Linked DNA regions of Homo sapiens: region 2 is linked to region 1. Evidence: chromatin loops called from intact Hi-C (ENCODE). Cell type or tissue: endothelial cell of umbilical vein. All regions are shown on one strand.

What was found. Peaks named below come from ENCODE experiments on the same cell type or tissue, not always from the same donor. Only the 100,000 strongest peaks of a DNase experiment are listed, where the experiment ranks them.
Region 2: a loop joins it to region 1, with 10 times the contacts of the local background. A loop is called at or near these places in 3 of 110 quality-filtered maps.

What each region holds. Positions count from the first base shown.
Region 1 is chr2:71,601,111-71,609,110 of GRCh38, forward strand. It overlaps DYSF (dysferlin), which reads left to right. Exons shown (of 56, transcript NM_001130987.2): 35 at 389-418; 36 at 1,666-1,695. Among named protein-coding and RNA genes, the nearest start is that of DYSF, 140 kb to the left of the region's middle. RefSeq lists an enhancer at 1,591-2,790 and a silencer at 2,689-2,983. In endothelial cell of umbilical vein, no CTCF peak of the experiment used is centred here; a DNase peak (open chromatin) is centred at 4,141; H3K27ac peaks cover 2,034 bases.
Region 2 is chr2:72,558,835-72,566,834 of GRCh38, forward strand. It overlaps EXOC6B (exocyst complex component 6B), which reads right to left. Exons shown (of 22, transcript NM_015189.3): 8 at 619-687. Among named protein-coding and RNA genes, the nearest start is that of EXOC6B, 260 kb to the right of the region's middle. In endothelial cell of umbilical vein, no CTCF peak of the experiment used is centred here; DNase peaks (open chromatin) are centred at 3,317 and 3,887; H3K27ac peaks cover 2,582 bases.

The sequences.
Region 1 (8,000 bases):
CCTTAATTGCCACAATGTGAGGGACTCCAGGGACAGGCAAGGGCAGGATCCCCGTTGCATTGCTGGCTTCACCATGACCTAGCCTCATGGCCCTGGGCCAGCCACTCCCCTGCTGTAAAATGAGAGGTTTGGGTTGGACCTGTACCTTCAAACTTCCTCTTAGTATGATGTGAACCCGAATAAGTAGACTGAATAGGAGTAGGGCTGCTCTGGGTGAAGTGTCTGGAGGAATGGGCACAGTGCCAGCCTAGCATCCCTTCTACCCTCAAGGAATAGAGGCTGCAAACCATGGACTGTCTGATCACTGACATAGTCCATGAGTGTCATGAGGGTGATGGGGGCCTTAGGTGACAAGCACATGACCAGAGCTCTCTTTTCTTCACTCCAGCCGGCCATCCACCATATTCCTGGTTTTGAGGTAAGTCTTGCTCTGACCTTTCCTTCTTCAAACTGATTGCCAGTCTCCCTGTGTTTGGCATCTCTCTGGGTTAGGAAGGGTGGCCAGGCATTACCGCGATCCTGCCTCAAGCCCCCGGGGAAGCTCTTTCAAGCAGAGGAGGGCCCGGGCTGGAGGGAGCTCAAAGTCTCTGCCAAGCTCAGGCCTTTGCTGCCCTTCTCTGCGAAGTCCAAGAACCACAGAATCCCAGATGGAAGGATCCTCATAATTGTCCAGCCCAGTGGCTTTCAGCTGGCTGAGCATTAGAATCTCCGGGACAGCACTGCCCAGGGAATCTTAATGCACATCCAGGACTGAGAATCACTGACTTAGCCCCAGGGTTCTGAAAGTGTGGCCCATTCTTGAGTCCTACTTCAAGCCCACTGAAGCAATTCTGAGGGCAGCCCAGCAACCTCTGTATCAACTTGCCCTCCAGGGCCTTCTCACACATGCACGAGTTTCAGAAGCCCTGATTCAGACCACATTTCCCACTGAATTGTTCTTACCAAGACCTCATTTTCTTTCCTCTTCCTGGACGGGGGCTTCATTCCCTTACTGCTGCTCTCCTTCCTTCTTCTGGAGGTCTTGGTAGAAAATGTTGAGCTTTGACTGGTACCCAGGTGCACTGGATGCATTACCTGATTACATGCCAAGTTCAGCTGCATCTATGAGAAGTAGTCATCTGGGCTGTGTTTGGACACCTCCATTGTCCTTCACAAGGCAGCCCACACAATTTTTAGAGAGTTCTTGGGAGGCCCTCCCTTCATGCAAGCCCTCCTTCACCAGCCCTGCCCCTCCAGCTCTCCCTCCCTGTCCTAAGCTCCTGCTCTCAGTGCTGCCCGCTCCTGGGGGTTCTAGGTTGGTTCTCCTCAGCTTGCCAAGGCCACAGGCTCCCAAGCCCTTCCCATCACCTGCTGCTCTTCTCTTTCCTTTTGTTGCTTCCAGAGATTCCTGGCGTCCAGGCTTATGCTTTAGCCTTTCCCAGCGTCCCTCTGCACTGACATCCATCACACCTTCTTTCCCAGGGACCACTTTAGGGGCGTGGCTGGGAAGTGCATCATTCTTACCCTTGGTGGGAGGTGGTTTCTGTTGGCTCCTCTTAGTGGTGGCATCTGGCATGCTGACCTCTGGCCCCGCCTAGTGCGCCTTGATACTAATAGAGAACTTTTTCCCCTTCCAACCCCTCTCACCATCTCCTGGATGTGCCACATCCCATGGCTGTGGGCCAGGTGCAGGAGACATCAAGGATCCTGGATGAGGTGAGCTGGGCGTGGTGGTTGGGATGGGTGGGCCGAGGTAGAGGGAAGGTGAAGCCAGCCTTCAAGCACACACCTGGAGCCTTCCAGGTTCCTGGTGCCCAGCAGGCATCTGTCACATGGAGACCTGTCTGGATTTTATTCCCCATGCTGTGTGTGGATTCAGGGCTGCCCAGAGTGTGTCCTGGGGGTGATCCTGGTCTAAGAAGGCTTGCTGTCCTGCTAGGAGGCCAGATTTCACCCAGACAACATGAATAGCAATACAGATTCTTAAATGATTAAGTACCAGGTGGCACATTTTGAAGAATAAATTGTTTGGAAGGGGCCAGAGTAGTCAAGGAAGCCTTTCTGGTGGAGGTGGCATTAGTCAAATGTCTTTATGCCCATCAGCACTTAGGAAGAAAGTGAGAAACATGGCTTTGGCTCAAAAGGCCAAGGACCAGTTTGGGTCCTGGCTGGTTTGGGGGATGGGGCGAGCTGGGGACCTCCTAGGGACGGGAAGAAGTTTAGAGTTTGCATTTAGATAAAGCAAGGCTGCATCCTTTGCCATGGGAGGAGAGATGCACGTTCCCTATGGCCTCCTGTGCATCTGTGGGTGGATTGTCGTGAGCCAGGCCAGAGGGTGGGTGGCAGAGACCTGGGTGGAGAGACAGGAAGGAGAGCCCTGGTCAGATGAGGCGTTGGGAAAAGGGCAGCCACTTCCTGCCATTAGGGAATCCCCAGACCGACAGCGGACACTATTTGACATTTTCAGTGTAATTTGGACTTGAAGTGCAGAGTCAGGATGTGGGATCCACAGGCCCCGCACCCCTTACCTCACTTCCTTTTGCTCCCAGACCGAGGTGGGGTCCGCCAAGTGAGCTCGCTGTAATTGCGCCTGACAGGCGGCCTCCTGCTTCTGGCTGCAGTTGCAAAAGACTGCCGATTTGGAAAGGGAGGTGGAGTCCTGTCCAGGGAAGCAGCACGGAGCCCTCTCTGTTGATTGAGTGCACTTTGTGGCCAAAACCCACAGCCTGCTCTGAAGAAGACCCAGCCCAGGGATGAGTTATTAAAAAAAAAGTTAAAATCCTTAATAACTGGATTCGTAATATGTAACAGTGAAGGCTCAGATTCCGAGGGCAGGGATCTGGCTGCAGTCTCGTCAGAAAGCAAATCAAAACTGCAGCTCATGGGCCAGAGCCCGAAGAGCACCGAGTGCCCCCTGCAGGGCCAAGCAGGCTGCAGGCTGAGGGTGGGTGTGGGTCAGCAGGGCCAGGGGAGAGCAAGTCCTAGGAGTGTGCTAGGCACAGGGCTGGGCCAGGCCAGCAGGTTCAAAGGGTCCAAGGAGGACCTATCCCAGTGGGATGAATGATCTGCTGGTCCAGGGACCAGCCCCAGAAGATGACCTTGTGACCTCCCTCAGTCCCAGGGGATAGCCCTGGGACCCCTAGCTCAGCCCATGTCCTTCTCACTTGAAGGCTAAGCCTGATGCCAAGATGCTGAGTCCTCTTCGCTTTAAGAAGCCCCAGGGCTGGGTGGTCCTTCTGTTGCCACTGGTCCTCCTGTAAGTAGGACCGCAGCAGGGTGTTTCTGTCTTCTTTGCTGTGACCAAGCTCCTGCCTTGTATCTCCCATCTGGCTGCTCCCAGGCTCCTGGCCCGATCCCTGTGAAGAGTGCTCAAGCCTTTCTGGAGGGCTGGGAGCCTCCTCCTGAGCCCCTGGCCATGGGAGCCCATGAGAGTCAGGGGGCAGTGAGGGAAGATGGGTGTGTTGGGGAGCTGTCTGGCTGCAGGAGGTGTGGGTTTGAGAGACTAGCTAGGAGGCTCTTGAGCCAGTTGAGATAGGGGCCTGGACTGGAGACAGGCCAGTAGGAACGGATGGGGCAAGTGACTCTGAAGGATGGTTTAAGGATATCCTCTCTTGTGGGAAGTGCCTTTCAGCTAGCGCAGCCAGGTGCAGAGATTTCCAAGCCACAGTGCCTGTGAATGAGATGAAATACTGTCTGCCCTTGTCGAAGGCTCCCAGAGCAGGACAGTGAGGGTAACTTCCTGGAAGAGGTGCCACTGAGCTAGCTTTTGAAGTTGGGATTGGTAGAAAATGTGGGGAGGTGGCCCAGGCAGCAGTGTCTTGGGCTGGGGGCATGTCACCTCCTGGATGTGGCCTGTTGGACAACAAACTTCCCCTCTCCCAGGCTTTATGCCCATCTGGGACACCTCTCTCTGCAGCTCTTGGTCAGGAAGTGAGGCTGTTGCATGGTGTGTCTGAGGCTTTGATGATGTCCGGGAGATCTGGGTCCTCGCAGACAGAGCAGATGGAGGGAAGGGTTTCCTTTTCGCTCTCCGGTCTGCATTTTCTTTGTCTTTCCCTCTCTTCCTGAGTCTCTTCCCACTCTCCTTTCGTGTTTCACTCTTCCTGTTTGCTCCTTGGCCCCAGCTTCCTCCTTCTCCCCGCCTCTTCTGAGCCCTCTGTCTGGTTTCTTTTCCTTTTTGTCTGGAGAACAAAGGCAGTCCTTGCTGCCAAGGGGAATGAGTTCAAAGAAACTGCAATTTTAGATTTCCTGAGAACTGGAGAATGTGTGCATGCACGTGTGAGCATGTGCGAGTGTGTACACTCTCGAGGGCACACACATGCACGCACACACAGCAGCTGAGGTGATCGTGGGTCCCTGAATGCCCAGGGCCCCCTAGGATACAGAACATGTGTAGAAGAAGACCCATGGGGCTTGTGATCCTGACCATTTCGGGGAGGTGGGGAGGGGAGGGGGTGTGGTTTAGAGAATTACCCTTGCTTCTGCTGCTGCTCTCCTGCTGGGGCAGGGGATGCCCTGGTGGGAGGGATCGTATGCTTTGTGGCTGATTTTACTGCCAGTTCAGGGGTGGGGGCCACCAGATACCACTCCATCCACCCATCCAGGCTGCAGGGTATATGGCTTTTACTCTAAGATGTACCCGGGGTACTCTCCTGTACCCCCAAGTCCACTGGAAGGAAAAATTTGGTGTTTTGCAATCAGGAAAATAAAGCCAGTGGTCCCCCATCCCCCATTCCTCCCCCAAGGCCTTAATTTAAAACACTGTTTTTCCTGGGAAGTGTAATTAGAGCAACATATTGTTCCTAACGAGCTGGGTGGGGCAGGCAGACAATGGAGCCCTCCCAGCCTGCCTGGCTGCCCCCTGCCTGGAGCTCCCCGAGGAACCAGGATGTGACTGCAGCGTCTTCTGTCCTCTGCTGGGTGAGGTGAGGGTCCATAGGCTACTGATGACCCGGCTGATGCAGGAGGCTTGCCAACACTTCCCTTGCCCTGGGAGCGACTCCTGTCTAACATGGTGGCCCCTAGACTGGGCTGGGGGTGCCCCTTTCATGGCTCAGGGCCTTGGTTCTTCGTGGTAAACTGGCCAGCGGGACTGATAGACTGAAGTGGGCTTGAGGATGGCTTCAGCTCTGGTAGGGGAGAGAGCTTCACTTGTTCTTGGGGTCTTCTTGGTCTGGGCTGGCTTGATCAACACTCTGCACACCTGTAGAACCCATCTCTGCAGCCGCCCCTGGTCTGCCCTGCATTTGAAGGGAGCAAGACGGGAGCTGGTCAAATGTGGCTTCCTCTGATTAGGCTTATCAGAGTCCTCCATCAACCCTAGGACAGTGAATCAGGATGTTCTGGTGGCACTTTCAGTCTACACCCCATCTGCCCAGCAGTGCTGAGAGGCTTCCCAGTTGCAGTGAGGGTCGCAGCACCCTCACTGAGAATTACTGTCCTGGAGAGGGGGTGCTGTGCCCCTCAAGTGGGCTGGACCAGAAAAAAAGTTGAAAACCAGGCTCAAGAGCTGGCAGAGACCTCAGGACTCCTGCCTGGGAGATGATCAGAGATCCCTTAGGACCATAGGAATGGGGTATGTGGGGAAAGGGTCATGTAGACGGGGTTAAGAGAGTCAGAGTCAGGTTATAAGACGTTTCTGGAGCGTCTTGGGGAGATTTTCTAGAGACCTTGAATTAGGCCCTAAAAATGGGTTAGATTCAGTTGGCAGTAAAGAAAGCCCATTGAACCAGAGGGAGTAATGAGCAGGCCTGGGGAGGACCCAGGGTCAGGCTAGAGCAGGCACGGGTGCTAGGAAGGAGGACAGTGCGTGTTGGATTCATTCCTTTATCCTCCCATCCACCCACTCTTCTGTCTTCACCCTCCCTCTTCCCCTTCAGTTATCCATTCATAATCATTTATTTGTTGGACGGGGGAATTCAGCTATGGTCCCTGTGTACAGAATTGCTGGTTTAACCAAGGACACAATCAAATGAACACGTGGAGATAGCATGGGTGATGGATTGATGTGTCTTTCTATGGGAATAAGTGTAAGTTGCTATGGGAGCTACGGGGGTACTTAAGCTTGGGGCACCAGGAAAGATTTAAATGGACACCTGCTGTCTGAATAGGAAGTACAGGAGGAGTAGGGGTAGAAGTGCATTTCAGACAGAGGGACCACTGAGCTCCAAGCCTCAAAGCTAAAAGAGCATGGTGCCTCCTGCAACCTGCTAGCATTCAGAAGGGCAGGGGTTGCGTGTGTCCCAGGAGGTGGTTCATCACTACTTGGGGTCATCAAGGGGAAATTTATCTCATGAGAGACATGCCCAGAGAAGGCAGCAGGAGCTGGAAGATTAGAGGTCTTGTGGAGGCTACTTTGAAGAGTCTGCACTTCATCCTGAGCAGATGGGAAGACATTGGAGGACTTGAAACAAAGAGTGACATTATTAGAAAGCCTGCCTTGGCTGCAGATTGTAGAACGCGTGGGCTGTTGGGAGAGGGTGTCAAAACCAAGTGAAAGGGGGATGCTGGTGAATCCAGGCAAGAGAGGGTAGTGGCTTGCACTGAGCAAAGGAGATGGGTGGGCGGGCGTGAGAGATGTTCAGGAGACAGGATTACCAGTGTTTGGTGATCAGTCAGGCAGGGCGATGAGGGGCAGGAGGAGCCAAGGGTGGCGTGGGAGCTTTTGGCTTGGTTGTCTAGATGGTGGGGTCAGACTTGAAGAGAGCAGGTTCTGAGGGGGAAGATGAAGAATCCAGTTTTGGACAAGTTCAGTGTGAGAGGCCAGTAGGACACATTAATGAACTAAGCAGTAAGATATTGGGGCTTAGCAGAGATGTTTGGGAGCAGAAAGTCTAGGAGAGGGCTAAGGAGCAGATCAGGGCTTGGTGGAGGAAGATGGGAAGGCTGCAGAGGAGGCTCAGCAAACAGGGTGAGGGCCAGCAGTGTGGATCCAGAGAGACTGTTTGGGAAGGAGATGAGGTTAGCTGGCCAGATGCTGCTGAGGGGGTGAGAGAGAGAAGAGCCCACGAGTGTCCTTCGGGTAGGGGACTCTGGAGACAAATTTCCGGGGAGGGGTGCTGAGGGCAGAAGCAGGGTGCACTGGGAAGCAGGTGGTGTGGACATGAGGGAGGAGAGGTAGTGGATGGAGACAGGATTAGAGAGAGGAGAGGAGGGAGCCTGCAGAGAGGAGGGCGCGGGTGGATTTGGGAGATGGGGATGTCTTTAAATTGGGAAGGAGCAGATCCAGGAGATAGTGTGAAAAATTGGGGAGGAGCATTTGGACGCATGGTCAGAGGGGGAGCCACAGAGGCAGGCAACCCTGGGAGGTGGCAGGAAATGGCAGGGAAGAAGCATGTCCTGGGACCCCTGGGGACAGCACGGTGGACAGAGATGGCCTTGGGATGCATGCTGTGGCCTCATGCTGAGGAAGCTGCCTGGACACACCTCTAACCACTGTCTCTGCCTGTCTCTTCCTTCTGCCTCCGCTGGGCCCGACGCTCCGCAGCTGTGTGCTCCTGCCTTCTTCCTCCAGGGCCTTCTCCAAACGGTATTGGAGCTTAACCTTCTCCAGGTTCTTGTTCCCCTGTCCTCAGCAAGCAGGCTCCTGAAGATGCGGAGCCTGGTCCCCAGCCTTTAGAGAGGAATGTCATCACCACGGAGCTCGAGGGAGCCCCGAGGGACAGACCGAGGAAATGAGGGATAAAGTGGATACTGCCCAGCGTTTGGGGGCCTAGAGAGGAAATATTCTGGGAGGAATGTATTCATGAGTTTTCCTTAGTGATTTTAAGAGAACAAGTGTATGAGAAAGATTGGTCTTTCTGCCACTCCACTCAGGGGATCCTGGGGCTGTTCCCTCCCTGATGGTTTTTTTTTTTGGCCCCTCTTTGTCTTGGGTTTTTGGCTCTGGGTCCATATTGGGTTGGGCATAGCCATAAGGGGCCATGAACAGACCACAAGCAGGCATTCAAGTGCAACCCTGTCTTTAAAGAGGACACCCTGCTGTGCTGCCACCTGCAGCTGGTGGCCTTGGAGTGCCCAGG
Region 2 (8,000 bases), 960 kb after region 1:
ATACTTGAACATATTAAAAACAACCTGATATAAGCATCACTGAAAGTTTCTGTAAAAAAAATCGATAATAGGCTTCTCTCACCAATTTGTCTTGGTTGCTAGAGTTTAATTTTTGACTTACTTTCTGTGTATCTATGTGTCTGCATGTGAGTGTACTACCAAAATGGAGAAAGGGATCATTTCTTAGAATATTATTAACATCTATAATATCCCCCACACAGAGAGGTTCCCTTTTCCATATGCTTTATATGACAAAAGGAGTAATTGTCATTAGGAATAAAAAAGTAAACATTTTCACAAATACTATTTTAATGTGTAAAGACAGAATATTGTTATTTAAATAACTACATTATTAAACTAAAAACAGAAATCTGGATGTATGACTATTTCTAGTCATAAGCTACTGATTTATTGATGACTAAGAAATGTCACTAGCCATAGCATATTACATAAAAACATGAGATTCAAAATTGTTTTTTATAATTAACAGTCCTTAAACAACAAGAGTTTTCTCATTTTTCACTCTTAATAATAAACAGAAAAACTACCAAAAGTTGAGAGAGCAAAGTTTTGAACTCAATGGACATCTTTATTAGGCAGAGCCAGATAAAGACTCACCAGGACAGAATATATATGTAGACATCGATAAACTGGAGAGAAATCCACCAAATCTTGGGCCCCAGGTACCTGCAAACACAAGATTATAACAAAAAAATTCAAACAAAGCTATTAAAAGCAACTACATTAATTGTTACTACTCAAGTGTTTGGTTCTTTTTATAAAGGCCAGTTCTAGCTTGTAAGTGAGAAATACAAAACAAACAAAAAAATAGGTTTCCAAAGACCTAGTTCTTATGTTTTAGCCATAGAATTAATAAACCGTGAAGATATACACCAAGGCTGGCACAAAGCCCACAAGGATGGGTAGCAAAGAGAAACAGGTGGCACCAATCCTGCATTTGCCTTTAGAGATATATCTTTGACCATGGGACTCTAAAGGGAAAATAAGAACAATGTGAGAATACACCTTTCATGACGACTTTGATTTCTAAAAGACATGATAGTGTACATAAAAAACTAAGTTTTAGTAGTCAAAAACAAAACTTGCCACACAATATGAATCACGGCCTGCCAGCCAACTTCTGAAGAACACAAGAATTCGTCAATACTTAAGTCAACATGCAATCAAAATACAGAAATATGCTATGAAAAGAGGGGAGATTATGTGAAAAATAAGACAAAGAATGGAAAAGTCAAACCAAGAAGTAATACCAACGTATTTTAATGTGAATAGTGTATGTTAATTAAACCTAGACATCAAAAGAGAAAGTAAAAGAAAAAAACATCAGGTAAGAACTGGAGTCTAGTTTCAATGCCAAAATTGATTTGCTATGTGATCTGACAAGAGTAATTCATAATTTGGTCTCGACTACCTAAGTTGAAAAAAAAATCAGCTGATTTATAGGGATTTAATAATAAAAGGAAATATTGAAACTAAATGTTGAACAAAACAAAATAAAAAGAAAATGAAAAAATTACATAAAGAAACATTCAAAATAAAGACCTACCAGTTTTTACTATAACACTGGTAACTATATAATTCATCAGAATATAAGCAGTAGGCACATCTAAATTGGGTAGGGCTGATTCATAATTACAAGGTCATTTTCCCTTATTTCATAAAGTAAACCTCATTTCTTCTTTTGGGGCATAGCTTCTTTACCAAGATACTTTTCTTAATGAAATCTACTAATTCTAAAATTCAACAGCACAACACCTATGTTGTTTTCCTTCTGGAACCATCACACCTTTATATTTATGGGTTCAAACTTATTGACTATTCTGTTCATCTGCTTCGCACCCATGAGAGCAAAGATTAAATCTCTATATTTAAGTTCCTTGATAGCACTGTATACTCTGTAAGCACACAACAAACTTTTAAGTGAATCTAAAAACTGATAGTAAGATGGTCAATATCCTATACCATGGTCCAAGAATAACTTTACTTTAAAAAAAAAAAAAAGTTTAAGAAGAGGTAATGAGCATTGCAAATTACTGAAAAAAAATATGGAGAGATGTGCAGCATGCAGTTTAAAAACAATAGGATTAAATAGCATATAAAAATTGTATGAGTGCAAATGGACACTCATTTTCATCTTAATAACACAAAGAGTCCACAGGTGATCATTTTAGGCACCCTTATTTGAAATGATCACAACACTAAAACATCTTTACAGTCTCCTCTTTCGGACTGCAAAGTAGAGACCCAAAGGAAATTTATTTTATCTTGACAGAAAACCAGAGTCTATTTTATCTTGCCAAAATATGAGGAAAATTTCTTTTATCTTGCCAAAAAACCAGAGCCTACAGCTAAGCAAAACACATTCTCAAAAGAAGAAAAATTTTAAAACATCAAACATGATATTCACAATAGTATTTAAACTATATAAAAACTACACATGCATATGAAAAAAATATTTAAAAGTTTGATCTGTATAGGAAATGACACGTTTTTCTTTTATTTAGAATTAATGATTTTTAAATTCTTTGTTACATATTTACAAAAAGTTTAAAGAATTTTTCTTACATAATTTTGAGTAGCAAATTCAATCATAATTTTGTTTATATGTTCTTCTTCATGTAGCTTATTTTGTTTAACTTCATCTCAGAACCATAGTTTCACTCAAAAGGAAACTGCTTGTAGCCATTCCTCAGACAAGGCCTTAGCCCTTTTATATGTCAGACCCATCCTTGTAGAATGAACATCTAAATTAAGGGAGAATTTCCCTAGAAATCTGTGATAAATAAGCTAACACAGCCACATAACAAAGACGTTTTGTTACTAATGGGCTAAGACTGGTTTATCTGGGCATACTATTTAAAAAAATGGATATATTTAGAAAGGAGACAAAGGCCACTTTTTGTCATCTCCAACGAATATTTACAACCAAATCTATTCTCTCTGAGGCTGTTGTGACATCATTCTATCAGCTTCAAACTGGCTAAAGTGCTCTCACTTGTAAGTATTGTCTCTTATTTCTTAGCCACTGGAACCACCATCCAGTTAAGTCTTCCTAAGCATAAGACTGCCTGCTTTGAAAGCAGTACACAGAAATCTAGACAAAAAGAGAAGGGAGTAAAATGGGGCTTCCGTTCACAACCTTTACCTCTACTCCCAAAATAGCCTAATATTTAGAAATCATTTTTCCTCTATGCTCCCCTCTGTGAAGAACACTAGGAATGAACACTGTGAGGAACCAAGAAGAGTGCTGTGAGGATAAAGCTATGTAAAGTATGCACTGACTCATGTTGCTTAGTGCGAGATGTGTTTTCTCTGCTGCCACTAATGAAAAAAAATCACAACTACAGAAAGGCAAAAGGAGAAGAGCAACATACATTGGATGTGAAGGAATGCTACAGGTTTGGAAGAATAAGAAGTGAACTTTCAAAAATCTAAATAAAAAGGGGTGGGGAAGAGTATCAGAAGAAAATGTAGTTTTTCCCTACTCACAGAAATGGGTTGTTTTAAGGTCCACATCTTGATCTCCATTTAAAATACTAACTCTCTGTCAAAGCTATATTCATACTTCTTCCTTTTCTTTGACCCTGTCTCCCCTCAAGTTGCAAAGAATGATTCAAGCAGGTTTAGGTTTCAGCTGGGGCAGAGGGAGGGGTCCAAGGACACTTTCCTAAGCTAACAATAACTTTCTAATGGTTTCTGTCTCCTAACAAAAGCCATGACTCCTTCTTTATCAGCTTCATCTAATTTTTCCTTTCCAAAGAAAATAACACAGCCCTTGCATTTTACACATGTCCAAATTTGACAAATCATTATCGACTGCAACTATAACTGATAAGAGATAACTTTGTGGTAGGACGTTGTCATTTCCTCTCATAAGGGCTTTCTTTCTGAGATACAGAAACATGATTAGAATAGTTAAACATTTCCTCTGCCTGGCAGTCAGGAACTCAAGACTTTAAGATACTGGAGTCTGTATTTTTCTAGAAGTTCAAATACATCTATGAAGATACAAATAGTAGCCACAAATAGTATATTCAAGATTATCCTGCTTTTTTAACTAGTTGTTTTCCTTAAGAATTCACGTGAAATAGTTTCATCACCAAGGACAGCAGCTGCCTAATTCCCTAATAGTTTCTGAATGGAGAGCATTAGTGCCTTTTGCCAGTTCAAACCTTTTTCCAGAGGATCAAATAGTAGGTAAGATTTTACATTCTATAACTAAGATATCTGTGCCTCAGAGCATATTATAATATTACATAAACTAAGAGAACTAGGATACATTTTTTAATAACGGATAAATAACGAGCTAGTAAAAGAATTTGAGGATGCCTGAACTTCAGTATCCAGAGGTAGATATAATGGAAGCAACTATTACATTCTTCTATAAATACACATTCACAATTAGAGATCATTGATAGATTAGGCACATGAATTGGTATCTAATGGATCCTACTGGCATCCACGTTTGGTATCCACTAGATACCAATACATATGGCTAATCTGTTCGTTTCAATACATGATTCTTACATTTTTATAATACCAATTAACAGCTTCAATCAAAGCAATAGTTCCTAGTTTTTGTTTGTGGAATATATTTGTTGTTAAATAGCATTTATATTCTATAAATATGGCACCTAACACATGGGACCAATGTATAGATGACAAAAAAGAGTCTGAAAATAGAGGATGTTACAAAATAAATATAAACTTTAAAATGGGATTAATCAAAGGCCCCCTGAAAAAATATTATGAGCCCCACAGATAATATTTACTACAGAAGATATACAGATTTAGCATAGATATGGGAATATTAGATGATGAGGTGAAAAGAAACATCAACATTTCTGATTACAAAAATTTTTACAAAACGCCAGGATGTGACTTTTAGGATATCTTTTTCTTCTTCTCTAGTACATCTTAGTTCAGGTAAAAGAAAGTCTCTAAGAACGGAAAAGTAAATGGTTAAGTTCCTCTCATGGCACATGAGGAAAACGCCTTTACATATTAAAAAAAGGATATTTTGATTTTTAAAATGCATGATGCCATTCAAGTTTTAACAGATATATTCATTTAATATTTTTCTAACCCTTCCCCCAAAAGGATTCAGAGTTCATAAATATTTTCTACTATTTTAAAAGACTCACTAGTGAAGGAAGGCAGGAAAGAAAAATTATCTGCAGGTAAAAATATGATAACTCTACCAGCTTTACTGCTGGGTAAGCATACCCTTAGAAAAGGGGAATACACTATAAGAAAAGATTGCTTGCCTCCCTCTGCTCAAGAAGAGGAGCGATATACTATGACAGATTTACCTCTACTGCTGATAAAGACAGCACATTAAAATAGAAATGCATTAGTACACTCCAGCCCTATTGTTCCCACAGCTGCACCAGAAGATACACAAATACACAGACACACACACTCTCTCCCTCATACACCTACACGGCATTTATTTTTCTCTTAAGAAGGCTTTCAAAGTAGATGGATCATCCAAAAAGAGTTTGACAGAGATTTGCAAGGAATTTAGATATCTTTCTCACTAATTATTTGAGTACAAAATAGTTTCTCCGTATCGGTAAATGAATGCAGGGACTTGGTGCCCATTTCTGAGCATTACTTAGATCTCAAGTCATTAAAATGTACCAGGCATTTTTCTGCAAAGAGAAGACAACAAATGATTAGCTGAAGGAGCACTGACTTTGCATTCAGAGGATCAATTTTGACAGCCCATATTATGTCTATAAGCCAGGAAATGTCTGGCAAACATTTTTCACCAGTGTGCATTTCAGAACTATGTTGCTTCCCAAAATTCAGAGAAAAGAAGGGTAGAATTCATTTGGATATGAGCTTTTATGCAGCTAGACTAAACACCACAGAAACACCAACAAACTGGAAGGCCTATAATTTTAAGTGACTAGAATTAGCAAAAGCATAAAGAATTTTCTAAACCTTTGAGCATATAAGAATACTGTGGCCAGAACCCTATCCTAAAAAAGCACAAAATTATGCCAAGGAGCTTCTCACAAATTATTAGGATTCTTTCTGAAAAATCCCTAAGCAGATTACCACTTATTAATTACTCAAGTGTTTGCACTAAGCAGAACAAAATCAGGAAAAACCACCATTTCTCCTTACTGAGGCACTGCAAAAAACCTGTGCCCAAAGTCAAAGGATAGTCCCTCAAGAATTCTCTGCTTAAAGCTGAACACTGAGGGCCAGGCATGGCGGCTTACACCTGTAATCCCAGCACTTTGGGAGGCCGAAGCAGGTGGATCGCTTGAGCCCAGGAGTTCAAGACCAGCCTGTGCAACATGACGAAACCCATCTCTACAAAAAATTGCAAAACTTAGCCAGGTGTGATGGCACATGCCTGTACTCCCAGCTACTCAGGAGGCTGAAGTGGGAGGATCGCTTGAGCCTGGGAGGACGAGGCTGCAGTGAGCTGAGATCATGCCACTGTACTCTAGCCTGAGTGACAGAGTGAGACCCTGTCTAAAAAAAAAAAAAAAAAAAAAAAAAGCTGAACACTGGTGAAACAAAAATTCAAGTGGTCTTTATTTAACAAGGGTCCACTATATGCTATGAAACTCTAAACCTTTAGGCAAAAGAGGCAATTTTGCACTACTTGGTATTAAACGTAAAAGGTCTGGGAGGATAAAAAATTAAGATGAGGAAAAGTAGGTTAAAATCGCTACATTATTATAGGTAAAGAACAAATATCCCTAATATATAGAGAACCAATAATGAAGAAAAAAACCAAAATCATTCAAAAAATAGGCAAAAGACATAAGCAGTTTATGAAAAAGATATACAACTAGCCCTGAACCTTATTAAGATACTCAACTTTACCCACAGTGATAGGAATGAAAATTAAAACTACAAAGAGATATGTTTCTTATCTATGAGAATGGCAGAAATTCAAAAGCTTAAAATAAATACTCTCTTAAAGAAGCTGTAAGAAAATAGGCAACTCATGCATTGCTGGGGTGGGTGGTGGGGTATAGAAAATAGTACAACCCCTATGGAGGAGAATTTGACATTATCTAACAAAATTATACGTGCATTTACCCCTTGACTCAACCATCCTGCTTCTGGGAAACTACCCTGAGGATATAGCTCCAACCACACGGAAAAAATAGTTCTCAGGTTTTGTTTTGTTTTTTTTTTTAAGTTTTAAAGTGTTTTGCGTATGGTAAAATTCACTCTTTCTAGTAAACAATTCTGTAAGTTCTGACAAATGCATATAGACCTGTAATCATCATCATAATCAAGATAAGAAGAAACAGTTCCAGCACTTCCCAAAATTCCCTATGCCCCTTTGTAGTAAAATTGTTTCCTGATGCCTAGCCCTTGGCAAACACTGATCATTTTCTATCTCTAGAGTTTTGACTTTTTAGGATTGTCATATTGATAGACTCATATAGCATGTAGCCTTTTGAACCTGGCTTCTTCCATTGAACATAATGCATTTGAGATTCATCTGTATTGTTTCATGCATCTGCCGTTTATTCCTTTTTATTTCAGAGTGGTACTTCAATTATGGATATACCACAGTTCATTTATCCCTTCATGCATTGAAGGACATTTGGGGTGTTTCTAGTTTTGGTACTATATGCACAAAGCTGCTATAAATATTAAGCTTCAAGCTTCTGAGTGAATATGCTGGTTCAATACCCAGGAGTGGGATTGCTAGGTCATATATATGACCACTCCTGGCTGTATGTTCAACATTATAATAAACTGCTAAACTGTTTTCCAAAGCGACTCTATCATTTCACATTTTCACAGAAATATATGAGTTCCATTTGCTCTATATCCTTGACAGTACATGGTAATGTCAGTTTTTTTTATTTTAGGTATTCTAATAGCTGTACAGTTAAAACACTACTTTTTAATAAGAAAACATTGGAAATCATTTAGTGTCCATGTATAGATTAGCTGAATAAACCATGGTACATCCAAACAATGGAGTACTATTT